Regions from separate parts of the Mus musculus genome. Here regions 1 and 3 are each linked to region 2. A link is a loop called in an ENCODE intact Hi-C map of the cell type or tissue named here. Cell type or tissue: heart. All regions are shown on one strand. Links, peaks and the distances in the headings refer to the core of each region. The heading gives the core; the rest is flanking DNA. Region 1 overlaps Gpr157 (G protein-coupled receptor 157). Region 2 overlaps Gm42354 (a long non-coding RNA gene). Region 3 holds the start of Spsb1 (splA/ryanodine receptor domain and SOCS box containing 1).

Region 1 (10,009 bases), core at 624-8,623, 290 kb after region 2:
GTAGAGTTTAGTCCGTAGCTGCCTCAGAAGGGAGGAAGCCAGTGCAGAGCTGCCCTCAGGTTCCAGGTAAACGCAAACCAGGGACCCAGGCACTCGTGGAGGCGATGTTGCTGCCCTTCCAAGTGAGAGACCTGCTGGGGTGTGGTGTACTAGCCCTCCTCCAGTTAGACAGACAGACCTTAATTCTTGAGCCTCCTGCTTCAGATCCAGAGCTTTAAAGAGGAGAGGCCCCGTCCAGTCATCAGCCGGGTCTGCATGAGACCCTGTCTCAAAAAGTTTAAGAGATGGAGAGAACTTTAATAGTCTAAAGTAATTAGAAGGATGAATGGAATCCCACGAGCTGCCCTCTGACCTCCGCATGTGTGCTTGGACATCCAAGCCCTCCCTCACGAATAAATAAGTGTAATTTTAAAAAGCACACATGCACACACATATTTCTACACCAAGTGCTCCCTATGGCCACGCCCATACAGACAGTAGACTTTCCAGGGATACGTCACTGACCCCTGTGCTCCCCAGCCAGGGACTGCAACCAAGAGCACGGTATTTTATAGAGACAGATTTGGCTCAGCAGTTAAGAGCATCTGCTGCTCTTGCAGAGGACCTGGGTTTGGTTCCTAGCACCCACGTGGCGGCTCACAGCTGCCTGAACTGTAAGTGATACCACTCCTGGGTGACCTGACAGTCTCTCTGGCCTGCATGTGGTGTGCGTATATACATGCAGGCAAAACACGCATATCCATGAAACCAGTAAATCTTTAAAACATAACGCCTAAGGTGTTGTTAGCCCTGAATGGAGGCAGAAACGGGCAGACAGGAAGCTGAGCATTCAGCGTGGAGTTGACAAGAACAGAGTAGAAAGAACGAGGAGGCCACCGTGCAGCACAGAACACCGGTGCCTTCATCCAGCGAAGAGGTCCCTTAGTCACTGCTGGGGAAGCTAGAGGCTGTATGTCTTGTTCTCTGTGTTCTCAATTGCTTCAGACAGGGTCTCACTGTGTAGCCCAGGCTGGCTTCAGACTCCTGGCAATCCCCCTGCTTCAGCCTCCCCAGGGCTGGGGTTAGGGGCCTGCCTCTCACTTTCATCTTAGATGTTTCAGAAAATGAAAGTTGTGAGGCTGCCTTTTGTGGTTGAAATCACTCTCAATTCCTGACCGTGGCCGGCTGGGGAGAGCAGGGCTCAGCGAAGCACCTCTGGAAAGCCCATTGGCTGTCTGGGCGTGGCCATAGGGAGTTGTTGGTGTAGAAATACGTGTGTGTGCTTTTTTAAAATTGCATTTATTCGTGAGGGAGGGCTTGGATGTCCATGCACACATGCGGAGGTCAGAGGGCAGCTTGAGGGATTCAGTCTGGCCCTCTGATTTAGGGTAGGCTGTTGTGACTGTCCTCTCAGCCTGTTTACGGAGGGTTATCCCAGCCAGACCTGTTGACTGATAACATTCCCTCAGGAGGACATAGAGGTCACAAGACCCTCATCTGAGTGTCCAGCCACTTCCAGCCACCTGTTGTATGGACCTCTGCCTTACATGCACCTGGCCTTGGGGGAGGGGTAGAGTAACCAGGGGCCTAAAGGACGGGGGGGGGGGGGGGCGGAACAGGGATCCATCCAGATAGCTATGGGGAAGTCCTCATTCCTATTGGCTGGAGGAAAGGCTTTATAGATGCAGCTTTTTAGGCTAAGTAACTCAGTTGGGGACTTTGGGGGAGGACTAGACATTGCTCATGTACTCAGGGATGTGAACATCGTCCTATCTGTGGCATGTATGATTCATGTGTGTCTGTGTGTGTCTGTGTGTGTACATGTGCACACACTATAGACACCCATCTACACTCTTTTGATGAGCACCGTAACATTACAACATTACAGCCGTGTAGCCCAGGTTGGCCTCCAGAGTGCTTGTCTTCAAAGTACTGGGATTACAGGCATGCACTGCCCTGCCTTGGCTTTAATCACAGCCTTGACAGCTGTCGGCACACATGGGGTTGCCTGGACTTGTGTGATCTGTGTGAATGCTCACTGGATTCCCTCAGATGGTGCGGTCGCTATCTCCACCCTGTGGGAATGCTGACCTGGCTAAGCAACTTGCCTAGGTGGCAACAGAGTGGTCATTTGGACCCAGCCCATTGCATCAAAGTCAGAGCTGTCAAACAATGTGTCACCTCCATAAGAGGTGTCCCTCTGGGAAGCTGTTCTGGAAGGAAACTGGGTAGGGATTCTGGGAAGGAGACTTGGAACTGGGGCCTAATTCCAGTTGTGTTGCTGTGGGGGTGTGCTCCAAATGGCAGGCATCGGATTCCATTAGAGATGGTTGTGAGCCACCATGTGGTTGCTGGGAATTGAACTCAGGACCTCTGGAAGAGCAGTTAGTGCTCTTAACCGCTGAGCCATCTCTCCAGCCTGGTGTTCTTTGACCCTTACCATGCTACACTTCCACCACATAAGAAAAGAGGCCTTAGGGCCAAGGGGATTTACCCATAGCCTAGGATTCTAGACCCTGGATTCTCCCAAATCCTTCAGCCCCAAGCTCCCCCTAGTTGCTGAGACTGACTGGAGTGTTTAAGCCTTGGCGTACATGCTGATGTTTGCAGACCGGGGCCCACACCCCTCAATGCAGGGCTTGTAGAAACGGGAACCATCTGGCCGCACCTTCTTTTAAAATTATTTCCTTTTTCAGTATGAGTGTTTTGCCTGTGTGTCTGTCTGCTCACCTGTGCCAGAAGAGGGGGATGGCCTGAAACTGGAGTTACCCATTTGTACCAGTCTGCAAATACCAGCATTTGTGTGAGGTTTCAACCCTCCTTCAGTCCCCTGGCAACCTGGGGCAGCTTGGGGTTGGGAGAAACCAGGGTCTGGATTGGGAATTGTACGCTACGGGTGGGCAGCAAATCCCCTCGGCCCCAGATGGTTGTGAGTTACCATGTGGTGCTTAGACTCCTGGAAGAGCAGACAGTAATCTTGACCACTGAGCTGCGTTTTGAGAGTCTCACTCTGTAGCCCAGGCTAGCATCTCACTGTGTAGTCCAGGTTGACCTGGATCTCACAGTGGTCTATCTGTCTCCACCTCTCAAGCGCTGAGCTACAGGCAGTTACCAGCATGCTCAGTTTCTGTGGTGCTAGAGAGGGCCATCTGTCTCCCTTCTAACCAAGCCACATCCCCAGCCCTAAAGTCCTGGCATTCTAAATTAGAGCAGGCTTTCCCATGCCCTTCCTGCCCTCCCTTGTTTTGTAGGAGCACTGATGCTGGTTTGGGGAGCACTGTCCTCTTCTGAGAGAACCCCAGTCAGTTTTGCCCATGCTAACACTATAGGGTGTTATGGGCTAACCTTGGCATCTCTCTCTTCTCATTCTTCTTCAGCTGGGGTGTCCCGTTGGCCATCACAGTGGCAGCCGTCTCTCTAAAGAAGATAGGCTATGATGCCTCGGATGTGTCTGTGGGCTGGTGCTGGATCAACCTGGAGGCTGAGGACCGTGTCCTGTGGATGCTACTGACCGGGAAGCTGTGGGAGATGCTGGCTTATATCTTGCTACCTCTGCTGTACCTTTTGGTCAGAAAGCACATCAACAGGGCGGTAGGTGCCACTGCACTGGCCCTTAGGGGACAGGCTGTATCTCTGAAGACCCAAACTAACGCTAAGCCATAGGGACTGTGTACCTGGGCCGACTTCCAGGCTGAGCTGGCTCAGACAGATAAAAGGTAGCTGGACCGCAGAGCTACATTTTGCACATGGTCCTGCACTGCCCCCTTGTGGTAAGATTCGGTATTACATTAAGAAATTAACATCAAGGTCAAGGATGCTACTAAGTAGAGTTGGCCACAGATAACGCACCTAGTTACCCTCGGCGATCAGAATTATGGAGACCACAAATCCACGGGGATATCCCGAAAAGGAGGCTTGTCCTATGAAGGATGGGAGCCTATAAACTGATCAGTAGCTAAAGCAGTGATGGCTTCCAAAGAAGTGCACTGAGTTCAGACTCCAGCCAGTGAGAGCCCCATTTCCTAACGTGTATTTATGTACTTTTTTTTTTGAGACGGGCCTTGTTTTGTTGAGATGGGGTAACATGTAGCTCAGGCTGGCCTTGAACTCATGATATAGTCCTGTCAAGGATGACCTTACATTTCTGCTCCTGCTTCCACCTTCCTGTTAGGATTACAGGCACGTACCAGCATACCAGTTCGGCAGTGCTGGGGCTGGAACCCAGGGATTCATGCACGCTAGGTGAGAGCTCCATCAGATGTACTATATCCCTTAGCCCGGAGACAGAGTCTGATCTGGCTCAGACTGGCATCACACAGCTGAGGACAACCTTAAACTCTTGTTTCTCCTGCCGCTGCCTCTCAAGCAGTGAGAAACTTTAAGTTTTTAATCCCCTGAGTTTTCAAGGCAGAAACCCTGGGAGGGTGTGTCTTACTGGGTTGCTTTGTCCTTCCGTGCTTGAGATTGACCCAGTAGCCCTGGCTGACCTTGAACTCACAGAATCCACCTGCCTCTGCCTCTCCAGTGCTGGGATTAAAGACTATCCTGTCTGGCCCTGAGCAGCCACTTTTGACTGACAGATGCTTCTTGTAGGTATCTGTGTTCTTGGGACACCTCATCCCTGTACAGCATTTACATCTGTGTCTTCTGAGACCCTGGCTCTCCATTTAGCTGATCCTCACCTGCGCCATGTCCTTGCTGGCTCCACTGGAGTCCTGGCTGCAGGGCAGGGCCAACAGTGTGTCCCACACAGACAAGTGGCTGAGCCTTTCTGGATGCCCGTATACATCCTCCCACTGGGAAGATGAGGGCTGCTCCTGGAGAATGAAGCCCCGCCCCCAGCTCTGCCAGGCTTCATCCTTTTATGTGTGCCTCTGTCTTTTCTAGAGCAGGGCAAGGAGCCCTCAGTTTGCCAGGCTGGTCGCTGCATGTGACAGTTTCCTCTTGCACTTTGGCAAGAGTTTTCAGAAAAGAAGACGAAGTGGGCAGGGAGGTGGGAGCATAGATCATCTCCTGCCTGGAGACAGGGAGGAGAGCTGAAAATGAGTCGGGTTGAAGGTTGGCATTCAGGGATGCTAGGCATATGGCTTCCGAGGGCTTCAGTGTCCCAGACCAGGCTCAAACAGACACCTCTCGCTGGCCACCTCAGTTGGTTTTGCAGATCTGATTGTGATTTGAAACTGAACGTTTTTCTTGCGATGACAACCATTCCCAAGGAATACAAGAGCCTAGACTGGCTCCATCCTTCCCTCTGCCCCTTCTGTGGGCAAGCCTGCACTCTGGGGATCCTGCATTGTGGAGGGGCAGGGATAAGCTGAGAAACAAAGGTGGATGACCTCAGAGGATGGAGGTTGGAAGAACCCTGGGAAGCAGACAGCAGCCGGTGGCTAGGATGGGGTCAGGGGGAATGGCTGGCTGTGAGCTTCATCCTGGATGTGACACTGACTAAAGACTTAACTGTGGGAAACTGGGGATGCTTTCCCAGGTACAAGGACCAGATGAGGCCTGGGGTCGGAGGAAAGCAGTCTGGCTGGAAGTGTGAGCAAGGGAGAGCATGGGACGGAGGTCAGACTGAGGCAGGCTCGCCCTGACAAGGTCGTGTAAGGAAGGGCTGAAACAGAGCTTCTGAGGGCTTTGAGCAGAGGGCTTGCCGAGCTTGCCTGACACCACCTGAGAACCTGCAGCCTGTGTTGGGGATGGCCTGGGATGGGAAGGAGAGAGACGAGTTAGACATGTGATTATGCCAGGCCCATTCGGTGGTGGTGGGTCCGAGTATCCAGATTCTGGGTCTGATTTGGAGGTGGGACCCATAGACTGGCCTATTGGTGAGGCTCGACTGGGAAAGAGGACTAAAAGATGGTTCCCAAGTCACACAGGTGGCAGGAAAAATGAAGTGGGTTCGGCTGAGATGAATGTGCAGGGGTTCTGAGCGCTAAGATGGCTTGTTCATCCTACACAGAGGTCCCTGACGCCTCTGAGTCACTTCTGTGGAGATGTGGAATGCGATCCAGGAGCTGGCGGTTGGGGAGAATCCTTGTGGTCTGATAGGCTCCGATCCTCCCCAGTGTCCCAGTGGAAAAGACAGCAGTGTCTGCCTCTTGCCTTCCGCAGCTGGCGTGGGCATTGGACGCGCGCATAGGTGGTCTGCTAGGAGGCCCGTCTGGCTCATTCCTGACTTTGCTCCCTGTTCTCCGCACAGCACCAGGCGCTCTCGGAGTACCGGCCCATCTGCGAGGGGCGCCAGCTGCAGCGAGGCTCCTCCACTTCCACGGCAGATAAGAAGTTGGTCCTCATTCCGCTCATATTCATCTGCCTCCGCGTCTGGAGCACCGTGCGCTTTGTCCTGACGCTCTGTGGTTCCCCGGCTGTACAGACACCCGTGCTGGTTGTTCTGCATGTATGTCTGTTTCCGTGGGCCCTGCTACCCTACGGTGGCACGGCCAGATCCCCTCCCTACAGGCGCATCTCAGGTCCCAATGTGTTAGCCAGGATGGGAAGCGGGGTAGCTCACCATCCCATTCCTGTCCCAAAGCAGGCGTGGCTTGGAGTGTCCACTTGTCCTCAGCAACCTAGAGAAGCCCTCCCTAGCACAGTCCTCTGTCTGATCCCGGGTTCTTCTCAACGCAGAAGGCCTAACTGCAGGTGGGCTGGGTGGCCAGTTTTGACCTGTTGAGAGCTCTGGTTAAGGCCACGTGTCTGAGCTCATCCCACGACATTTTAGAGGCAGGAACAGGAAAAGTCATGGGATTCACAGGAGCCCACCAACTCCCCATGATTGCGTTTCTAAGACACCGCAACCTTGTATTTACGCCTCTTCCCCATCCCCTACAGGGCATTGGAAACACCTTCCAGGGAGGGGCCAACTGCATCATGTTCGTCCTCTGTACCCGGGCAGTCCGCACAAGGCTCTTTTCTCTTTGCTGCTGCTGTCCTCGGCCCTCCACCCAGAGCCCTCCGGGGGCTCCTACGCCCCCCAAGATAGGAGAATCTCAGGAATCCAGACGGACCCCAGAAGTGCCCAGCACTTGAGCGGTTGGCTTTCCTCCCTGTCCGTACTGGCGCTGCCTTCCTGGTTCCTGCTTCAGGATTAGGAGACCAAGCATGCTGTCAGCCTGGCCTAAAGTGAAGATCGGAGCCCAGTGGAGGGACAGCCATCAGTATGGACTCTTCTACCTCCCAGACTTGCAGGCAGGCAGTGTGTTCCTTGCACACTCATGTCCTGGTTCAGTGGGGTTTGTTTGTGTAAGCACAAAGACCGTGAGACTCAGCTATGCGGGATACCGCCAGGGCATTGGTTCTCAGTGTCCCCGGCCACCAACGTTGTTTACAGTTGGAGGGATCCGTACCTGTGGACCCATCCCAGGCTTGACTGAATAATAATGAACACCATCTTGGATCCCAGACATCGCAGTATGGAGTCCGGGCTTGCCAGGGCGTTGAGAATCCCTAGAGACCCTGGGGGTAATTAGCAGTGCTGGTCAGCTGAGGGTAATATCCTTAAACTAGGTCCCAAGTCCACGGAAGTCACAGGAGACTGCCATCATTGATGAAAACCACCCGGGCACACACTCATGGGCATCTCACGGAATCTCTGCGTGGGTCATCGCCCCTCAGTGTTTATTACATCTGAATTTCAGCACAGGCCAGAGTCCAGAGTCCTGTCCATTAGTCAATCACTTAACATCCTCGTTCCCTCCAGGTACCAGGACAGAAGGCAGCTCAGCTCCAGCCCCTATGGACAATTACCAGTTCACCTACTGTTCTCACAGAGCCCTCTCCTCACGGTGACTCATACAGGGGGAGGGGGTCTGGCTCTGCACTTTGCTTAGGAAAGGTGACCAGTGAATGGATCTGATTCCACCCTGAAGGTGAATGTTTGAAGAGTCAGCCTCGGGCTGGCCTGTAGCTCCGTGTAGTTTCCAGGTTGGTCCTAGCACCCCAAATACTTAAAAGGCCTTTGTGTTTTGTAGTTATCTGGGGGATATAGAAATAGGATTCTGAGATGATTACATTTTATTTTGTTTTTTTGAGACAGGGTCTCATGTGGACATGCTGGCCTGGAACTTGTTATGTAGATCAGGCTGGCCTCCAACTCACAGAGATCCACCTGCCTCTGCCTCCTGATAGTTACATTTTTAAAAAAATGTTGTGTTGTGTTGTGCCTGTTAGGCAGGTGCTCCGCCACTGAGTTCAATCCCATGCCCCTCCCCACTCCCTTTTTTTTGAGACATAATCTTACTAAGTTGCCTAGACTGGCCTTCAACTCTCAGTCGACCAGGCTGGTCTTGAACTTAAGATTTTCCTACCTCAACTTCCCAGGAAGCTAGAATTGTCGCCTTTGGCTAGCAAGCCTGGCCAGAGCGGGGCTTAACTGAGATCTGCTCAGTGGCTCTTCCACCCACACATCCCTCATTTCAGAAAGCAGTGTGTGCCGACGTGCAGGCTCTCGGTGTGGGAAGTGTGCCCGCCACCTTGCAGTCAAGGTGAGGTAGCGCCCTTGGATTCTGTCAATACCCTCACAAAACCGAGAGGATGCTCAGAGCCTGGCTCAAGATGGAAGCAGAGTCACACGGGGCATCAGCGCCCATCTCTATCAGGAAAGGAATAGTCGCGCAGAGGGCTGTGTCTGTATGCTCCTCTTCTGGCTTCCTAAAGCATTTCTTTAGGAAACTCTACAAGAGGTGGGTTCCCTTTTGGGAGTCTAAGAAAGCTCCTTGGCTTGGTACTCTGTCTGCTTACAAAACCAGTCTGTGTAGGGTGTCCTGAGATCCTGTGAAGATATTACAGCCAATGTGTGCACTGTCAGCGTGTAGCGCAGCGGTAATGGATCTCCTGGCTTCTAAAATGGAACAGAAATTCTAGGAATTTGTCTCCTGGAGGGGAGAAAATAAACCACCAAATACTACGGAGGAAATGATGTTGGATAAACCCAGCTGGACAGAGCAGTGTGAAACCCTGGCTGTTTGGGGCTTTGTTCAAGGAAAGGCAGGCAGGGGGCATCCGAAAGCCCTGCTCCTGGAGCCTGGGGCTTACCCAAGTTTTCTCTGATGCCACTGGCCAGGATTGCTGTCCGTAAAACCCCCTACAAAGTCTACACTTGGCTCTTTCCATCTGTTTCCCATGCTGCCCTGTCACCGAAGGTGGCTGGTGGTGACCCGAGGCCCGGTGCCTGACCTCTAGCCCTACGTGCTCACAGACATCAACCTTAGCTCAGCCGGTGGCCAAGTGGGTCTTCTAGGCAGCCAGGGTTCAGAGCTGAAGAGGAATAGAAGAATCCTTGGGGCCAGGAGGGGCCTTAGCACCGGTGAGGACCAGCTCCCCTTTGCTTTGCTCAGCCTCGTGGGTTCCTATCTCTACTAGGAAGTGTCATTAATATCTGTCTGTCCGTGTTCCTCTGTCACCCAAATGTGACCTCAGCCTTAATGGGTGCTACAGCCCCCACACCCTTCTTAAGCACTTTATGAATTTTTTTTTTCCGAGACAGGGTTTCTCTGTATAGCCCTGGCTGTCCTGGAACTCACTCTGTAGACCAGGCTGGCCTCGAACTCAGAAATCCGCCTGCCTCTGCCTCCTGAGTGCTGGGATTAAAGACGTGTGTCACCACCGCCTGGTACACTTTGTGAATCTTGTTCTGCAAATCCGTTGCCAGCTGCTTCCTGCCTTTGACTTTCTGAGGCAGAGAGAGAGAGAGGGAGAGAGGGAGAGAGGGAGAGAGAGAGGGAGAGAATGTGTGTGTGCGTGAGATATTATGCTCTAGCATTTATCTCTCTTCATTTTTTTTTTTTGTTTTGTTTTTTAAGTTTCGAAACAGGGTTCTCAGGCTGGAGAGATGGCTCAGCGGCTAAGAGCACTGACTGCTCTTCCGAAGGTCCTGAGTTCAAATTCCAGCAACCACATGGTGGCTCACAACCATTTGTAATGAGATCTGATGCCCTCTTCTGGTGTGTCTGAGGACAGATACAGTGTACTTATATATAATAAATAAATAAATCGTTAATTTTTTTTTTAAAAAAGAATCAGGGTTCTCACT
Region 2 (10,009 bases), core at 1,162-9,161:
CTTAGGCTTTAATGAAATAATGAAAACAGGCCTGTGGAGGGAAAAAGGCGATCCTTCCAGTCACAGGCTCAGCCCAAGGCTAGAAAGTCATTATAGGCTAGGAGTGTCAGCAAAGGGACCCAGCACCACAACTAAGAGGGAGTTTACTAGGCATGTAAGGCTGGCTCAGTATTAGAAAGCCAATTAATAAAATTCACTGTTTGAAGAGACTGAAGAAAGAAAAAGACAAAACAAAACAATAATAAAAAACCAAAAACCAAACCACAAATAAAAAAAAAAAACAAAAACAAAGAACAAACAGACAGAAAACCCAAACCAAAACACCATGTGGCAAAAACACAAACTACATGGGGTAAAATGCTCAGCAACTAAGAGATGGAAAGGAACTTCAACATCATAATAAAAATCCACAGAGCATGGCCGATCCCAGAGTGGAAGACGAGAAGCTGGTGGCTCTCCTGCAGACAGCAGGCACAAGGCCAGCTCATCACTACTGTCTGACACCGTACGGGAAGTTTCAACCAATGCAATAAGACAAGAAAGGGAATAGCATAAAAGATTCCCCCCCTCCTCTTCTTCCTCCTCTTCCTCCCCCCTCCCCCTCCCTCCCCCTCCTCCTCTTCCTCCTCCTCCTCTTCCTCCTCCTCCTCTTCCTCTTCCTCTTCCTCATCCTCCTCCTCCTCCAGTTCCTATAACTAGCAAAAAACTGAATACAGTGAGCATAGAAAGGTTATAAGACAAACATTTGACCTGAAACCGGCAGAAATAAGGGTCCCGAATGAGGTGCTGTGTGTGAGGATCAGGTTAAGAAGCAGAGAAGACACAAAGGCAATACCTGGGGTCAGGAGGATTAAGTATAACATCTTATATACTACTTACAGGGGGGAGAACGGCCAAGCTACAGGTCAGACAGTCTTGGCAAAGAGAACACAGGATGCCTCAGACACAGCTGCCCAAGGACGGATAACTACCTCCCAGGGGGAAGAGTCCAGACCCCAGAAACCATGACAACCTTGACTCCCCTGAGGCATTGGCTGCAGCAGGTTGCAGGCCTCACCAAATCCGTTCCTGGTAAGGCCAAGGAAGAGATGCTCCCCTTGTCTTGTCATGCGGGCTTCCAAGGAAGTCTTGGATTGGCTTGGCTCCCTGCAAGCACGCGTAGATAAAGTCATTACCTTCCTAATGCATGTATCAGACAAGTGGGATTTGAAATTAAAAGCATGGCCAAGACAGCTCAGTCAGTCAACAGGGTCTAAAGCAAGGGAGTGAGGATTGGAAAAGAAGAAAAACAATTAGACAAAATTATAGCATGACTCCAGTCTGCACTGAGGCTGAAATAGCCTAGATACATCCAAAAACCATGGTCAGCTCTTAGATCAAAGACAAAGCAATCAAGCCAAGTAGTGAATAAAGAGATCACACGGGATAGTGATTAAGTGGTCAGCAAAGAGATCACACAAGGCATTAATTCAGCAAAGCAGTAAACAAAGCCCCGTGGTCACCGTTTCTGACATGCTTAGCTGAGCCGACTTCCTTGTTCGAGCCCAGTGACAAATGCCAAATTCCTAGAAGCGGCACCAAGAGCCCTCAACAAAAGCATATTACTACTAGGTCAGCGACATGGTTCACTGGGTAAAAGCACTTGCAGCTAAGACTGTGTACTGGTTTTGTGTGTCAACTTGACACAAGCTGGAGTTAGCACAGAGAAAGGAGCCTCCCTGAGGAAATGCGATCCAGCTGTAAGGCAGTTTCTCAATTAGTGATCAAGCGGAGAGGGCCCATTGTGGGTGGTGCCATCCCTGGGCTGTTAGTCCTGGGTTCTATAAGAAAGCAAGCTGAGCAAGGCAGAAGAAGCAAGCCAGTAAGGAACATCCCTCCATGGACTCTGCATCAGCTCCTGCTTTCTGACCTGCTTGAGTTCCAGTCCTGACTTCCTTTGGTGATGAACAGCAATGTGGAAGTGTAAGCTGAATAAACCCTTGCCTCCCCAACTTGCTTCTTGGTCTCCATGTTTTGTGCAGGAGTAGAAACCCTGACTAAGACAGGCTGTGACCTGAATCTGATTCCCAGGACCCACACGGTGGAAAGAGAGAACTGACTCTTGCAAGTTATCCTCTGATGGGCGCATGTGCGCTATAGCACACACACCGCCCCTCCCCCCGCCAATTATGCACAAATGTAATAAAAAGCTTAAAACTATTACCAATTGTATTAGAACTTCAAAAATGAAATATTAAGATACAGATCTGTGCAAGATCCACATAGGGAAATCTACAGACGGGAACTGGGGAGCTGGCTTAGCCGTCAGGAGCACCTGCTGCTTGTCTGGTTTGACTGTTGTTGTGATAAACACCATGACCAAAGGCAACACCACCCACAGTGAGATGGGCCATTACATATCAATCATCAATCAAGAAAATGTTCTACAGATTCATCTACAGGCTGGTCAGATGGAGACATTTTCTCTATTGATGTTTCCTTTCCCAGGTGATCCTAGCTTGGGTCAAGTTGATGAAAATAACTGTTCATCACAGACATCAAAAGCCAGCCCCAAAGCACTCTGGACTTCGGTAGATAACTGATGTTGTCAGTGTAGATTGTGGCCATGGCAGATGGCTGTGGGGTGCTGGGGCTGGAAGTGTGCAGTTTCTCCGGAGGGTTCAGCTCTCTGCTGCGAACCTAAAACTGCCTCGAAAAAGTAGTCTATAAAGAACAGAAAAGCCTGGTGTGGTGGTGCTTGCCTGCAATCCCAGCACCTAAGAGGCTGTGCAAAGGATCAAAAGTTCGAGGCCAGCCTGGGCTATATAGGCACGCTCTGTCTCAAAACCAAAACCCAAGTGAACAACCAACAAAAGTCCCAAAGTCCAAACAAAACCAGTCAGCTAACCGGCCAAACCCTAGTTCTTCACTACTGAAAAGTTGGGGGTTGGGATTCAAGGGGGACACTGAGGTGGACCGTCTATTAGGTCACTAATTCCATGGGCAGACAGACAGATGACACAGCCTGGCACAGTCTCTGAGGAAAGTTCTGGCCCACGAGGCATGTGGGGATCCCGTCTTTCTACAGATCTCGGAGGAAGGAGGATTCATGTAGCTGGGCTGTCAGAGGAAGGCTCGGGGAAGGGAGTGGGGAGTCACAAAGCCAAGCTGTTTCTGATGCCTGGGTATCAAGGGGACCAGAGAGGATTGGGGGGATGAAAATATACTACTCCAAGAATGTGGGGGGAAAGAATAAGGGGTACCTGTTATACCACAGGGAAATGTATGGCCAATGGTAGTCCTCCTATGCCCTGGAGTCTGGCAGCCTGAGGTCTGTATGTTTTCCTTGGGGAAGGGAGCATAGCATTCTACATCTCCTCAGTAAAAGGAAACTGTGAGCCACACTAGGCATAGCTTGAGCATAGAAGATCTCTAATCCTGTCCCCAGAGTGACACACTTCCTTAATAAGTCCACACTGACTCCAACAAGGCCATATCTCCTAATAGTGTCACACCCGTGAACCAAGCATTCTAACACATGAGACCATTGGAGCCATTCCTATTTAAACCACCACAGGGACAATCAAGAGGACTGACAGTGGCTGAGAAGCAAGGACAGGTGGTCTCTGTCCCCTGGACAGGGCAGTTGAGACCTAAGGTGCATGGCCCACTCCTTGCTGACTGGGATCCTCATTAAATTGAATCACTATAAACCCATTCCCCTATCTCTGCTTCCTGAAAACACAGAGGTAACACGAGCTGCCCCCAGAGGCCAGTACATGCACTGAGCGAGGACTAAATGGGTCCCTGAGGCTCCTTCTGGCGCCACTGTGTCCTTAGGTGGCTGCAGAGGAAAGGTAGCCATGGAGGTACTTAGGGCCGGACTGCATCGGTCTGGGAAGCTTTTTTCTGTGTCCCCAGGGCCCTGGCTGCATTTCTCTCAGCTTTCTCCTTCCCTCTCACATCACAGGATAAGACTGATGGACATATGTGGGGGATAGTCTAAAGGAACATGCCTTTATCTGCCTATAACCAACATCAGCAGAGTGGACCACACCTCAACTGAGAAACCCATCCAGAGGTGGTCATGTGTAGATTTAAGAATATTGGTGTCTCCTTGGAAATCGAGGTGTGACCAGAAACAGGGTACAGGGTAGGTGATCAAGGGTTGGGGGTAAGAGAATATTCCAGAGCATTGAAATCAGGGCAGAGAGACAGTTAAGTGAGAAGGGGTCATGGGCTCCTAGGACTTAGGTCAAGTTAGGGAGCAAGAAGGAGAGAGACAGAGAAGGGCTCCCCTTCTTGCCCCATTTTCTCCCCTTTGTCTCACCAGAAGCGTCCAAAAATAGAGCCCTGTTTGTTTGTTTGTTTTTCGAGACAGGGTTTCTCTGTGTAGCCCTGGCTGTCCTGGAACTCACTCTGTAGACCAGGCTGGCCCCGAACTCAGAGATCCTCCTGTTTCTGTTTCCCGAGTGCTGGGGTTAAAGGCATATGTCAGCAACAGAGTCCTTAGCTGCCCAGAAACCCCAGAGTTCTCTAGATACAAGTGTCAGGTTGACATCATTTGAAAGAAGATGTGGAGCTTGTAACTTCTCTATGACAGCACCTGTGTGGTTTCTGTTTTTTATTTTAGACTTAAGATTTATTTTAATTTTATGTTATGAATGCTTTGCCTGCATGCATATAAGGGTACCACATTTATCCACTGCTCTTGGAGGCCAGAAGACAGTGTTGGGTCCCCTGAAACTGGAGTTACAGGTGGTTGTGAGCCACTGTGTGGGTGCTGGGAACTCAACCCAGGTCCTCTGCAAGAACAACAAGGGCTCTTAAGCACGGAGCCATTGCTCCAGCTCCCAATATCTGTTTTTAAAAACCATTCTTAGGAGACTGTATCTCGGTGTGGGAGGGCTTGTCTAGGATGTAAAGAGACCTGAGTTCCATCCCTGGGATCACATAAAGCCAGACATGGTAGTACAAGCCTACACTCCCAGAAAATGGAGGATAGGGTCAGAAGTTCAAGGTCACCCTTGGCTACATGGACAATTTGAGGCTAGCCTGGGCTGCATGTGGCCCTGCTTGGAAAAAAATATTTTTAAATGATAAAAGTAACAGAAACAGAGATCTGGGGACCATTGAACCCCCCTGGCTTTAACCGTGAAACAGTCAGCTTGCTCCATTGTTCACGAGGACAAAGGTTGGGTTAGAATAGACACAGTTCTCATCCTAACAACAGGTTCCAAGTGAGAGAGTAAAGGTGGACAGAGACCCTAAAGACCAGGAGATTCTGATGCAGACAGATTAAAAAATAGCTAATATTTTTATCACTGGTGAGGCCGTCCAGTGGTATCAGTATTGGACTCCGGCTCTAATGTCAGTAATAAGTATGGCAGTATCAAGGTTTCTTTATATTGTGTGTGTGTGTGTGTGTGTGTGTGTGTGTGTGTGTGTGTGTGTGTGAATGAATGCAGTTGCTATGTGTGTGTTTGTGTGTATGTGTGTGTGTAGTGTGTGTCTCTGTGTGTAGTGTGTGTATGCTTGTGTGTGTATGTGTGTGTGTAGTGTGTGTCTTTGTGTGTAGTGTGTGTATGCTTGTGTGTGTATGTGTATGTACGAGCATAAGTGTAGTTGCCATCTGATCCGAGGCCAGCAGTTCCCACTGGAATTGGCGTCAGAGGTGACCGAGCACCATTTTGTGGGCCCAGGGAACTGAACCTAAGTCCTCTCACAGAGCAGCAAGAGTCTCTTGGTTTCCTGATCTTTTGTGATTAAATAGTTACAGTGGGCCTAGAATGCTTTCTGGAGTCAGCTTTAAGATGACGCTGTTGTGGGAGATGGCAGAGATCAGGGTGAAAAGAGACTAGAGTTGTGTGTGTGTGTTTTAAATTTATTTTAGTTGTTTTAAAAAATATACCAGAAATTTAAAAACCTTTAAATGTTATGTAGTAGGCAGGACTAGCGTTCTTGGTGTTCAAAGAGGCTTAGATGACTGAGGGGCAATTCAGTCAACCACAGGCAACCAGCACCCGCATCTGGCAATGGAGTAAATGCTTGTTGCCCACCAGGGGGCGCCCGAGACCATGCTAATCCATATAGGATAGGCCCGTTTGCTCAAAAGCTTGCAAAGTCAGGGCCAAGGCCATGAGCTGAGAAACGCGGTTGACTCTGAGTGTCACTTTGAGAACCTTTGGTTTCCATGTGGGAGGGGGAAGGAAGAGCGAGAGGGAGAACACTTTTGTTGAGGTATAACTCACATATCACATAATCCACCTATTGAAAATGTACACTTTAGTGCGTGTGTGTGTGTGTGTGTGTGTGCGCACGCGTGCGTGAATGCATTGTGTAGACAGGGTCTGTGTTGTTCCCGCTGTGTAAGCGAGTTAGCTGGCCCGTGTGCTAGCCTCCTGGAACTGAGCCATCTCTTCTTGCCATCTCCACATGGGGATTCGAGGATGTCAGCTGCATCCTTCCATGCTAGGTTTTCCGTGGATTTGGATGCTTCAAAGACTTGAGTAGAGTTACCTCTGACCCAGAAGTCCCGCCTCTAGGGAATCTTCCTTCTCAGCCCCCAGAAACCACTGTGCCTTCTTCTGTCTCTGTGGGTCTGTGTACCCTGTGCATTTCAGCATTTCATAGCCGTGGGCTACACATTGGGGGACTCTCAGCTTCTGCCTTCCTCCTCTCCGAGATAGACTTCAAAGGCTCACCCGTGTGTTAGGTGTCAGAGCATTAGCTCTTTTCAGGATGAATAATGCCCTAAGTATGTGTGGTCTGTACTCACTCATTCATTAGTGGATATTAAGTTGTTTATCACTTACAGTTATAGTGCCGTTATAATATTTGCACATGTTTTTGCTTGACCTGTTTAATTTTAATGACTTTGAGACATTTATATCTTTACATGTTATGTGTGTCTGTACAAATGTGTGTGTGAGTGTGCCACAGGACGTTAGGACGACTTTGAGTCAGTTCTCTTCTTTCACCAAGTCGGTCCTGGGGATTGAACTCTGGATGTCAGGCTTGGCCGCAAGGGCCTTGACCCTGATCATTTCACCGGCCTGCCGAGATGTGTAACTTTAACAACACTTCTCCTTCCTTCCTGTGTGCGCTCGTGTGGACACGTATGTGGAGGTCAGAGGGCAACTTGCAGGAGTCAGTTCTCTCCTTTGACCTTAAATGTCTCAGAGATTGAACTCAGAGCCTCAGGCTTGGCAGAAAGACCCAAGGGCCGTGTTGCTGGCCCTTGACTTGCTAATTTTAAAGGGTTAATGCAATGCAAAGCTCTACCCAGAAGAAGAAAACCTCTCTTGGCCAGAGGTAGAATCAGATTTGTAACCCAAATCAGTAAGAACCAGGGTGTCAGATGGGAAGGAGACCAGGGAATACTTTCCGTAAAGTGTAATTAACCCAGCTTGGACCAGCGACTGGGAGCTCAGGGTTGCTACCTGCTGAGTCAGCAGTAGTTAGAGTCCCATCCCCACTACACACTTCGTGCTGCCCCGGTACAGCACCGAGGGATTGATTTCGGGTTCCCTGGGAAAGGTGAGACCTTGGTCTGCAGTCTTGTTACTTCCTGCCCCGCTGATCGAGGCCTGCTGTTACTTAATCCGCCAGAACCTGTGCCTACCTCCCTATAATGGAGCCCTGAATGTCCTTCTGGATGAAACGAGATCGTGTGCTAAAGCGCTCTGGCTGGGTGGAGCATGATCCGCAGACATTTACGGGAGTCCTAGGATGCTGGTGAGCAAGCAGGTGGGCCCCGTGGTTCAGGATCCCTGGCTTGGCTATCTAGGGTGAAGGTGCTTGGTGCAGGAACACAGCGATGCTGAGGGTGATTGGGGGGGGGGGAGGCTGCAGGTTGAGAGGAGGGGAAGAGAGAGAGAGGATGCAGGCTCAGACATGCAGAAGCCCAAGGGAATCACGGAATCATGGGTCCTCCCATCTGGCCCAAGTCGCGCCTGTAATCAGCTGAGGAGGAACGTTAGAGTTGAGAAAAGCGCTCTGGGAGAGGAGAAGACAGTCCTTACCAGGGGGATTTTCTCTTAGGCCTTCCCACGTGGAGTTTGCTGATAATTTTGGAGGGAGTTTTGCCAGGAAAAGGCAATAAAAATGATGGAGAGGCTGGAGGGCCCACTGATGAGGCGAGATGAGAGGACTTGGCCTCTGGATTGATTTAGAGGAGCCGTGGGGCTGGGGTGGGGGTGGGGAGCGTGGGGGAGCTGAGCTGGCAGGTGTTAGGAGAGGAAGTGATAGGACTTCTGGGCACAGAGCCTGCTTAGGAGAGCAGTGGCCCCAGGAGGGCTGTGGAGATGCTAAGGGGCTAACATCCCTCCCATCTCTGCTCATCCCAGACACACTGCCTCCTTCTCAAGCTTTTTTGGAAGCACTGGTTGGTTTTGCAGCCTGGCCCTCCAGGTTATACATGGACTCTAGCCTGGTGACACTGGTCAGAGGTGCGTTCAGCACGGCCAGCTAGGGGTGACTAAAGGCTTTAGTCAACTGACAGGCATTTGACCAGTTCTTCTAGGCTCCTCTTCCCCCTCCATTCCTTCCCTCCATCCTCCCATCCCTCCCCCTTTCCTAACTTACTCTTTTGTTCCTTGCTACCTGCCTTCCCTCCGTTCTTGCGTCCTCTTTTCCCCTTCCTTTCTCCCCATTTTTTCCTTATTTTTGGTTTTTCCAGATAGGGTTTCTCTGTGTAGCCCTGGTTGTCCTGGAATTCATTCTGTAGACCAGGCTGGCCTCGAACTAAGAAATCTGCCTGCCTTTGCCTCCCAAGTGCCGGGATTAAAGGCGTGCACCATGTTTTTCCAAATTATCGAATTCTAATTGTGTATGCATGCACCACCGTGCTTGGGGAGGTCAGAGGGCAATTGTGGGAGAACGTCCTTATGCGGGTTCTAGGGATGGAATTCAAGTCATCGAGCTTGGCTGCAAATGCCTTTATCCAAGGAGCCACCTGGCTGGCCCTTCCCTTTCTCTTTTGGATAATTCTTGCTATGAGTTCTTCATCCTTCTGCCTCAGCATCCAGAGTGCTGGGACCACAGGTATATGCTACTTATATTATTTACTTTCTGCTGCTGTGGTAACACACCAAGGCCAGGGCAATTTACAGAAGAAAGGGTTATTCGAGATTACAGAGGTGTGAGTCCAGTGTGCGGGAGAAACATGGCCACAGGCAGCAGGAGGATGCTGAAGAAACATGGTGGCAGGCAGCAGGAGGATGCTGGAGGAACATGGTGGCAGGCAGCAGGAGGATGCTGGAGGAACATGGTGGCATGCAGCAGGAGGATGCTGGAGGAACATGGTGACATGCAGCAGGAGGATGCTGGAGAAACATGGCCGCAGGCAGCAGGAGGATGCTGGAGGAACATGGTGGCATGCAGCAGGAGGATGCTGGAGGAACATGGTGGCAGGTAGCAGGAGGAACATGGCCACAAGCAGCAGGAGGATGCTGGAGGAACATGGCCACAGGCAGCAGGAGGATGCTGGAGGAACATGGCGGCAGGCAGCAGGAGGAACATGGCAGCAGGCAGCAGGAAAATGGTGGCATGCAGCAGGAGGATGCTGGAGGAACATGGTGGCAGGGAGCAGGAGGAACATGGCCACAAGCAGCAGGAGGATGCTGGAGGAACATGGTGGCAGGCAGCAGGAGGATGCTGGAGGAACATGGTGACATGCAGCAGGAGGATGCTGGAGGAACATGGTGACATGCAGCAGGAGGATGCTGGAGGAACATGGTGGCATGCAGCAGGAGGATGCTGGAGGAACATGGCCACAGGCAGCAGGAGGATGCTGGAGGAACATGGCCACAGGCAGCAGGAGGATGCTGGAGGAACATGGCCACAGGCAGCAGGAGGAACATGGCAGCAGGCAGCAGGAGGAAAATGGTGGCATGCAGCAGGAGGATGCTGGAGGAACATGGTGGCAGGATGCTGGAGGAACATGGCGGCAGGCAGCAGGAGGATGCTGGAGGAGCATGGTGGCAGGCAGCAGGAGGATGCTGGAGGAGCATGGCGGCAGGCAACAGGA
Region 3 (10,009 bases), core at 1,000-8,999, 150 kb after region 2:
GTTGCCCGGAGAAGCATCGGCGGCTCCGGGGTGGCTGGCGCCGCGCGCAGTGTCACCAGGCAGTCTCCCAGAGAGAGGCGCTACGGGGGCCGGATCGGGAAGGGGGACTAGGGCCGCTACAAATCAGAGCCCGGACTGGCGGGAAAAGCGAAACTAACTTAACTCAGCAGGGTCGCGATGCATGGGGCAGAAGGGGTCCCCTCGACTTTGGCGATGGGAGTCCCCCTCAACAATCAGAACCCTAAGGCGCCCTGGGACTAAGGAGAGCCCCAGGCCTCTTTCTCGGTTTGCAGCCTAGGCTCATCTTAGGGAGCGACTGTCCCCGCTCCACTGAGGTCCCCACCCAATGCCGCCCCCGCAGGTGGGACCCCAGAGCCTCCGCAGCAGAAGCGGCAGCGCACTGGGCGGCGCCCGGCCCCTCTCCGGGGACCCAAGATCGATCATGGCTCCACGCCGGGTGCCCACCCTATGCCCACGCTCTGCCCCGCGCCCACCCTCTCAGTTCTCTCAGCGTGGTGGTCCCCGTGTCTCCCCCATCCCCGGATCCCAGAGCCCGAACGCGCGCCCACCCAACCGGTCTTCGGTGTCCCATGCCGCCTACCGCGCACAGAGAGGCCGCAGCTCTTGGAGCTCCGGAGGCTCGCGGTGCCCAGGGCCGCGCCCGCTGCAGAGAGCGAAGTCGCTTCCTCCCCGTGGCCCCGGCGCCAGCGCCTGGAGCTGGTTCCTGCAGCAAGCGCGCGGGCCGCTCGAGCGCGACTCCTGCGCTGAGAAGAAAAAGCCACCGACAGCTCTAAGGTGGGAGGGCGGAGAAAAAAGAAGGACGCGCCGTGGGCGGGGCTTGTACGCTCCACCCCGCCTCCATTTGCCCTGCCACGCCCCATGTCACGCTCCTTCACCACGCCCCGCCTCAGGTCACGCCCTTTTTATCGCAACCCTCCCTTCTGCCTGGCGCTCCTCACAGCCCTCCCCTCCGCACTTTCCCGCTTAGCCCCGCCCTACACCACGCCCCTTCTCCTGCCACGCCCCTCTACTTTCCGACCCAGCGCTGGGTTTCCTAGCGTTGAGCGGCGCTGGTCGCCCGAGAGCCCGGAGCGCGCAGGGCTCTGAGGCAGGGCAGGCTTGGGGCTTTGCGAACTCTGTAGCCCCCGATACCACCTTCTTGCAGAAGGGCTGTAGGCTCAGACATACATCGCTCTGCCTTGGCCTCTGCAGCAAGAGCTTTGATTCCTCTGGAGAAGTTTTTAGGAAAGGCTGGACCTAAGGCCAGGATCATAATAACAGAAAACCTGCGCGGGGGCTGCGGTGGTGTCCAGCACTGTATTGAGGAGCTGAGGTTCATTCTTTAGGGAAAAAATGTTTGGCAGGGTGAGGTTATAGCAGTAATCACAGGAGCAAGATCTTGCTTAACTCGTTTGAAACTCCGGGTTAAGGTTCTGTAATGCTGTCGTGCAAAGGAACTGTCTATGAGTCCATGTGTAATCCGGCTGCTCTATACTTACTGTTTCCGCGCTCATGGAGACAGACAGGCAACTCAGAACTTCAAGACCCCGAGGTCCTGGTCGCATAGGCGTCCACAGTACCTAGACAATGAGTTTAGGATGGCACAAGCGACAGGGACTTCACATTAAAAGTACACCGTTAGAAGCTCTAGTCTGAAAGGGATTTTCCTTTCCCGTCATTACAGAAGAGAGTAGTCACAGGTGACTGAGGGAATTTTCACTCCCATCTTCGCGATATCCCCTTAAGATCTTCCCACTCCTCACCCATACGTGGGGAGGGATGCTAGAGAAGTTGCTATAAATACTGTGGCCGCTGAAGTTATTTAATCACTCACTGTAAAGACCCGAAGGGCCGGAGGCTACTGTGTAGATTCCAACCACCTCACTGTTGCCAATTTTGTTTGAAAACACAGAAGCTTCCAGACTGCTATGGACAAGGTGGGTCTGCGTGGGGAAAGCGGCCTCTCCGGGGCGCTATTGGCTCTTCGAGCAGGCAGCCTTGCCGGTGACTCAGGGGGGTGACTCCCTCCTGTTGGACTCTTCAAAGTCTGGGAATTTGAAGCATTCCCTGTGAGCACGGCAGCCACTGACCCATATAGCTTGGAAAGAGAGCATGTTCCATATGTTGAGCGAGAAGTACGTGTCCCTTATCAGGTGTGGTCGGTCACCTCACAGGGCAGGTACTGCAGCACTACACCTGGGACTATGTACTCTCTTCTAAGACTTGTCTTTTGCCTGGGGGAAAGCTTCCAGAACAGATGGAAGCTGTTTCAAATGGTTAGAATGGCAGCTGTCGGGGGGGCTGGAGAGATGGCTCAGTGGTTAAGAGCACTGACTGCTCTTCCAAAGGTCCTGAGTTCAAGTCCTAGCAACCACATGGTGGCTCACAACCATCTGTAATGGGATCTGATACCCTCTTCTGGTGTGTCTAAAGAAACCTACAGTGTACTTATATATAATAAATTAATTAATTAATTAAAAAAAAAAGAATGGCAGCTGTCCATTTGGGTCCTCTTAGCTTTGACCCCAAGAAAGACAGCTCTCAAAAGGCTTGAATATTTCTCTATCAGCACTCCTGAGTTCTGACCCTGTTGGGTAAATGGATACTGATGGTCTGAATATCTAAGCTTACCTGACAGTCATCGTTCTTATCCCTGGGACACCGGGAAGGTGGGCTAGTAAATCTCCGTTAGTCATACAGCAGTGACTTCGGTGAGTCAGAGCACTGTGAAAGAGTCCTCAAAGCCGGAATGTGAGGGGAAGGGGCGTGATCCTATTGTTTGTTGAAAAGTCATTAGCTCGCAATAGCTGATACACCAGCTGATAAATACGATCGAAAGGTCGGCTGATGATTGCTTAAGCCTGAGTCAAATCAGGCCCCAGGGGAGGAGGAGGCTCTGGACTCCCAGTTCTGTTCACGCTGCCCCGAGACCCCACTCCCACATCTTGTACATCATGGGTTCTGTTGATATGATTTGCTCACTCACTTCTCTAACCTTCAGAAAATGATAAGGATGGATGATTAGGGAACAAGCCCTCACAGAATTGCTCTCTCTGATGTTAGTTTGAGGTCTAGCTAGAGGTGTCTTGGATAGTTGGGGCCCGCAGGGAAGAACCCTGCCATTCTTTAAAGGGTACAGGGCCCTTGTCTTCTCTGAGGCCCCTTGCATTAAGACCAGCCTAGCGTAAACCCAAGAACCTTTGTTCACCCACTGGGTGTCCTTGACCAAGATACTTAACCTGCAGAGACTCGATTTGTTTGAAGTTAATTTTGTGTGCATGTCAGTATATGCAATGTACATGTGGATACAGCAGCGTGCCTACAGAGGTCATGACAACCTCAGGCACTGGTCCTCGCCATCCGCTGCATCTCAGACTCGGCTTTAGTGCTCACTGCTGCATACACCAGGCTAGCTGGCCTGGGCATGTTGTCGAATGTGGGGTTACAACATGAGTTCAAATCAGGTTGGGTCACCTATCCTCAAGAAGCCTACTAAGTTAATCCCAGCACTTGGGAGGCAGAGGCAGGCGGATTTCTGAGTTCGAGGCCAGCCTGGTCTACAGAATGAGTTCCAGGACAGCCAGGGCTACACAGAGAAAACCTATCTCAAAAAAACTAAAAAAAAAAAAAAAAAAAAAAAAAAAAAAAAAAAAAAAGAAGCCTACTAAGGTAGCCAAATTAAAAGTGGAAAGCAGCAGAAAAAGAAGATATATCTGGTGTGGTCACACTGGAGAGATCTCATAAATGCCACAAGTTCATCTGTGGGGTTGTGACGTGAGGTAGGGACCAAGAATACGCGTATCTAGGCAGTTACGGTCAAAATATGGTCCCGCTGGCCCATCATGGCTTGGGCTTCAGCCGCATCCCATAGGGAGGTCTGAGTTCTTAGAACTATGTGAAATCTTTCTGGGAGACAAGTTCCCCCTCTAGCCAGAGTCCTTTCTCCTGCCAGCATGAGATTCCTGGGGAAATTCCCATTTCTTTGGGGTCCATTATTTCAATAGTCTGACAGTCAAATTGAAAAATAAAAGTGTCTCTTTGGAATATTTTCATTTCTGCGAGGCCGGTTATAGGAGCTTCTCGGGAATCTCCAGTCCACGCCTCTCCCCCATGATCTGAGAAGTAGGAGTATGTAAATGAGATTATGCCGAGTGTTTGGAATTTTAACTCGGATGGTTGCGGGGTTCACTTTACCCAGCCGATTTGGTTTTGTTACCCATAGAACTGCTCTACGTGTTTCCCAGGGCTTGTAGAGACATGTTCTCATACATGTGTGCACTTATTTAACAAACATGAAATAAAAAGGGGGGTTGAGGAGCTTAAAGATTCCCAAGGATTTGTGAGACCAATCCATGACACAAAAGTGTTGCAAGTGCTACCAAGACCGAGAGAACAAACACGGGCATATTAGTACATGTAGGCCATCCCTTACCCATAACAGAAGACAGATCTCTCTCACAAGGTAAAACAAACTAGGCTCCATTTGTCCTTTGTGCCTGTGCTGATGCAGGATCACGTTGTTGAACAGTGACACCTGCTGGCCATATGTGGGATTGCAGTATAGCGATATCAAACATTCAGAGAAAAGGCTCCGGAACTTTATGCCAGGATTTGGGTGGTACCCAGGCTTGAAAGGAGCTCTTAAGACTCTGAGAAGATGTTAACAGAGAGATGGACATTCTGTGGCATGCAGCTAGTTGTTAGACTTCTTAGCTAGCATCACATAAACCTGGCCTTGCTGGCATGTACCTGTAAACTCAGCACTCGGGAGGTAGAGGCAAGAAGGTCAGAAGTTCAATGTTATGATCCTTTATAAAGTGAGTTCAAGACCAGCTTGGGCTTTTTGAGATTCCCAAGAGATGGGGATAGGGGGAGAGGGGATCTTCCGATAACCATTATTGCAATGGTTTTTGTTGTTTGTTTGTTTATAAGGATATACTTATTTTTATTTTATATCAATGAATGTTTTGCCTACGAGTCCACAAGCGTACTGTGTGAGTGCCTGGTACTGGTAGAGGCCAGAAGTTGGTGCCAGATCCCCTGGAACTGGGAGTTATGAACGGTTGTGAGCTGTCTGTCGTGTGGGTGCTGAGAGTTGAACCCATATCTTCTGAGAGAGCAGCCGGTGCTCTTAGGCACTAAGTTTACCTCTCCAGCTCCTACTGCAATATTTTCTGATAATTCTTCCACGAAAATAATAGCCAGTCGGCTGGGATGCTGTGCCTCTGTCAGATTGTCACTAGTAATGTTTGCCAGTCCTTCAGGGTATTTTCCCCATGGGATGGACGCCTTTACTGGAACAATAAATCTTTATTTAAACAGTGTAAACAAATACTTGCTGAGAGTATTTCTTCCTCTGGTCTCTTGATATTTTTTTAATTAAAATCTGAGGATCTTAATGGACATGTATTGAGCTCTTTTTTTTTTTTTTCTTTTCTTTCTATTATTTTTTAACCAGCTGAGTTCAGTTGGTGCTACCCGCTACAGTGTGGACTGATCACATTGGTTGGCTTACTCTTATACAGGGCTTGTGCAGGAACCACCGCGGCAGTGAGGTCATAGGCAGGGCAGCCATGCATGTCAAGAAGACAGCATTCCACCACACTCCTCCCGGTTCTCCAGCTCTTAAAAGTTTTTTGTTCCCTCTTAAGCCTTGGGCAGTGTGCGTAGGGGGAGGGGCTAATATAGACGTTTTTGTTTTGAGGATGTCCAATAAGCCCTGGGCAGTGGGGGGTGGGGGGGCTAACAGACCTTTTGAGGATGCCCAATAAGCCTTAGGCAGTGTGCGTAGGGGGAGGGGCTAATATAGACGTTTTGAGGATGCCCAATAAGCCTTAGGCAGTGTGCGTAGGGGGAGGGGCTAATATAGACGTTTTTTGAGGATGTCCAATAAACCTTAGGCAGTCTTCCTCCCTGCCTTACCTTCTCACGCCCCTGCTTCCTCCTCCTCCGCTGTGCCGCAGACCTCTCTCCAGAAGCTTCCCTGCCCCCATCCTACCCCTGCTCTGGCTCCCAGCTCCCAGCTGCCCTTCTCGGCTTGATCACCCCCCCCCCATTACACATTCTCCCACCTGGCCCTCCCTCACAGCCCCCATGAGAGGCAATCTCGCCACCGATGGTCTGAATCTTTGGGTCATCCTAATCTCACCAGACTTATATGAAGGGCTACGTTGCATTCCTATTGATGCCCAAGGCTCACCTGGATCCTTGACACACGGCATCTCCCAGTCACTGCTGTGGAACAAACTACCCCAAAGAGGCATTAAAGAGCAATTATTTATCCCCACACACACTAGCCGGGCAGCTGGAGATGAGCTGGTTCTTCTGGCCTTGGGTTCCAGGGCTGTCCGAGCCTGACTCATAGATGAGCAAACTGGGACCTGGGCTAAAAGGGCGGCAGAAACCCTGGAAGGAGAACCCATAGCTTGTGTGCCCTTTAAGTCTCTGGTCTGCTCCCTTCAGGAGCAAAAAGAAGTCACAAGGACAGAGGAAAAAGATGCTCCAGTAGGCGAAACAAGACAACAGCGAGGATTTCCTTAATAATCTCAGTCCCCACTCTCCTCAAATAGTGTCGGACGAATACATGAGGACCTCCATTTGGATGGAATAAGCTGAGTCAAATAAAGGGATAGCGCGGTGAAGATTGGAAAAACAGAGTCCCAAAGCGCAGCCAACGTGACCTGTTCCACGCCTGGCTTCCTGAGGTGTCTTCTGGGCTGTGGCATGCGTAGAGCCTTGGGATGAGTCCCCAGTTCTGCTACAATAAATGAACTTTTAAAAGAAAAACCTTGTCTAAAGTGCCAAGCGTAGCAGTCTGGCAATCCCAGCACTTAGGAGTCTGAGGCAGGAGGATTAGCAGTTCAAGGCCAGCCTCGGCTAAGTGAGACTGTCTCATACAAAACAAAAGAAAACCTTATCTCCTTAATCCTCACTCAAGCCTTCAGGTGTAGACAGAGCAAACACAACACACAGGGCTGGTGGCCTGTGAAAATCAGTGCCTTGTGTGGCTACTAAATTACAGCTTGGACTCGAACCCATGCAACCTGGCTCCAGAGTCAGGACTCATATTGGAAACCTTCCTTACCACTGTGATGAGAATACCCCACAGCAGCAAACTGTTCGTGGAAAGGTTGGTTTGAGCTCACAGTTTCAGCCGCTCACAGGCGGGGAAGGTATGGTGGTAGAAATGAAAGACTCCGAGAGGAGCCCCTCGCTCAGGCTTCAGGACAATAGCGGACACCCAAGAACTCACGACAGACCGAGCTTGTTGCAAACCACATGAGGCTTTATTCGGGGAAAGCCAGAGCTCTAGGGACGACTCATATCCCACGCAGGGATAGAGGAGTCGACCTCGAGGGGAAAGAGTTCCCAGTTTTTATAGGCCCTCAGGGGGGAAAGGAGAAGGGGGAGAGTAGGGGATTTCCAGATCTAAACAATGTCTATTCTCAAGAAATGGGTATGGGAGGGGTACAAGGAAAGAGTCTAATGAAGGTGCAGCAATGGGCACACACCTGGTCAGAACATTGGCAGACACATAGGTTCAAGGAGTGGCCAGAGCATTGTGCACCTCTATTTTTTTAAATCAGTGAAGCTAGTTCTGCTAACACTGACGTCTATCTTGCCAATTTCAGGGCTTCTGTGTCCTTTTACATTCTGCCAGGATCTTTCAGAAACAGGGCAGTCCCTGGCTGGCAAGAGTGTGAGATGGGAAAATAAATAAATAAATAAATAAATAAATAAGTCGGGCAGTGATGGCGCATGCCTTTAATCCTAGCACTCAGGAGGCAGAGGCAGGCAGATTTCTGAGTTCAAGGCCAGCCTGGTCTACAAAATGAGTTCCAGGACAGCCAAGGCTACCCAGAGAAAACCTGTCTCGAGAAAAAAAAGAAAAAAAAAAGTGTGAGATGGAGGCCATCTTGGAGGGACAAGAAGCAGAAGCAGATCCCACCTTCAAGGCTCCCAAGCAGCAACCCACTTCTGCTGGTCGGACCACAGTCCCAAAGATTCCCGGACTTCCCAAAATAAAGATCCTTCCCGAGGAGGGAGGATGTTCCCCGTTCCAGCTGTTAAAAGCATCGCATCGCACCGGGTCTCTATGTGAGAGAGCACACGTTTAGGTGACATCAAAAGTGAAAATACGGGGCTGGAGAAATGCCTCGGCAGTTAAGAGTATCCCTGTTCTTACAGAGCAGGGAGTTCAGCTCCCAGCATGCTTCCCACCACCCGTAATTCCAACCCCGAAATATCTGATGCCTTCTCCTGTCTGCCTCAGACACTTTACTCTTTAATTAAAAAATTAAGGGAGCTGGTGAGATGGCTCAGTGGTTAAGAGTGCCGACTGTTCTTCCGAAGGTCCTGAGTTCAAATCCCAGCAACCACATGGTGGCTCACAACCATCTGTAACAAAGTCTGATGCTCTCTTCTGGAGTGTCTGAGGACAGCTACAGTGTACTTATATATAATAAATAAATAAATAAATAAATAAATAAATAAATAAATAAATCTTTAAAAGAATAATTAAAACTAAATTTTAAAAAAAATATAAACTTAATTTACACCTTTTTATTTTTAATTAAAATTTAATTATTTAAATTTAAATAAACGGAACACACAATTTAAAAAATAAAATAAGCATTATGAAGGGGTAATGGAGGAAGACTATTGGAAAATGTGAGAGTAAACCACAGAACAATGAAAAAAAAAAGAATTCTAGTAGTCCGCCCCTCCCCCAGCCCCCCCCCCCCAGTAACAACTGGGGTTTGGAGGGGCGGGGCAGGAAGGGACTGGGGAAAGAGTGTGTTATTTTACTTGTGTCTTTCTCATATAAAAACGGATTTGTGATTGGAAAGATAGCCCGGTGGCACAAGCACAGGGCCCTGTGTCTGATCACAGGGACTACAGACTAAAATAAACAAATAAAGAACTTAAATAGTTCGTTTCTATAACAAACCACCGTAGGGATTTCTTTCTCAGTTCTGGAAGCTGGGGGGACTGGGTAAAGTCCAAAGCTTCATGTCTGGGGAAGGCCTGTGTCTCAGTTTGCTTTCTATTGCTGTGCTGAGCACCTTGAACAAAAGCAACGTAGAAAGAAAGGGTTTATTTGGCTTGAACTCTACCACTGAGGGAAGCCAGAGCAGGAACTCAAGGCAGGAACTGAAGCAGATACCATGAAGGAATGTCTCTTCGTGGCTTGCTCTCCATGGCTTGCTCAGCTTGCTTTCTTATACAGTCTGGAACCACCTGCCTAGGGGTGACACCGCCCACGGTGGACTGAGCTTTCCCGTATCTATCATTAATCAACAAAATGTCCCTATAGACTGACTGATAGGCTAATCTTACAGAGGCATTTTCTCAGTTGGGGTTCCCTCTTCCTGGGTGACTTTCTTGGCTTATGTCAAGGTGACAAAAACAGCTAACATAGACTGTTTGTTAGACTGCTATAACCTCCTACATGTAACCTCTCGTCACTGTGTCCCCACACGGTGGAAGGGTGGAGAAAGTCTCTCAGGCCTCTTTTAGAGGGATCATCACCTAGCTCTAAGGACACAAACACTCAGTTGGCAACAGCCTGCATTGTCCTGATTATAGTGCAAATCAGCAACCCCCGTCCCCAGAGGTGGCCTTCTCACGGTCACCTGGGCATCTTTCAGAGACTAGTAGGTCCACTGTGTGCTCTGCCATAGGTGCCACCAGCCCTGCGTGGACCTCTTTCTGTTCTTCCCACTAAACACTGACCACGGAGTTGGATCCAATAAAGAAATAAAGGCATCGTTGAGGCTCAGAATTAAGGAGGGCTCCCAACTGCCAGGGGCCCCTGATTGGTCCTTCCTCTAAGAATCTTGAACCCAAGATCTCTCCTGCCAGGCAGAGCGAATAACTCATGAGTTATGGCTTCCCGGCTCTCACTGGCACCTCAAGAGGTCAGATATCCCTGGACAAGGGTCCTATAAGCACATCGGTATGCCTTGCCTCCTTCTATTGTCACAGGGTCCCCCAATCCTGAACGCTA

The links. A loop is a pair of places that touch in the nucleus more often than their neighbours do. Peaks named below come from ENCODE experiments on the same cell type or tissue, not always from the same donor. Only the 100,000 strongest peaks of a DNase experiment are listed, where the experiment ranks them.
Region 1: a loop joins it to region 2, with 7 times the contacts of the local background. A loop is called at or near these places in 33 of 42 quality-filtered maps.
Region 3: it touches region 2 in a loop (8-fold over the local background); 33 of 42 quality-filtered maps call a loop at or near these places.

Annotation. Positions count from the first base shown.
Region 1 is chr4:150,095,402-150,105,410 of GRCm38, forward strand. Gpr157 (G protein-coupled receptor 157) reads left to right here. Exons shown (of 4, transcript NM_177366.3): 2 at 3,357-3,570; 3 at 6,179-6,376; 4 at 6,811-10,009. The coding sequence ends at 7,008. Among named protein-coding and RNA genes, the nearest start is that of Gpr157, 13 kb to the left of the region's middle. In heart, for the core only: no CTCF peak of the experiment used is centred there; DNase peaks (open chromatin) are centred at 3,650 and 7,349; H3K27me3 peaks cover 3,832 bases.
Region 2 is chr4:149,800,850-149,810,858 of GRCm38, forward strand. It overlaps Gm42354 (a long non-coding RNA gene), which reads left to right. Exons shown (of 3, transcript XR_881588.1): 3 at 882-1,680. Among named protein-coding and RNA genes, the nearest start is that of Gm42354, 15 kb to the left of the region's middle. In heart, for the core only: a CTCF peak has its summit at 6,027 (motif pointing right); DNase peaks (open chromatin) are centred at 6,052 and 7,902; H3K27me3 peaks cover 2,722 bases.
Region 3 is chr4:149,954,252-149,964,260 of GRCm38, forward strand. Spsb1 (splA/ryanodine receptor domain and SOCS box containing 1) reads right to left here and starts at 755. Exons shown (of 3, transcript NM_029035.2): 1 at 602-755. In heart, for the core only: CTCF peaks have their summits at 1,049 and 1,986; DNase peaks (open chromatin) are centred at 2,050 and 4,540; H3K4me3 peaks cover 693 bases; H3K27me3 peaks cover 1,673 bases.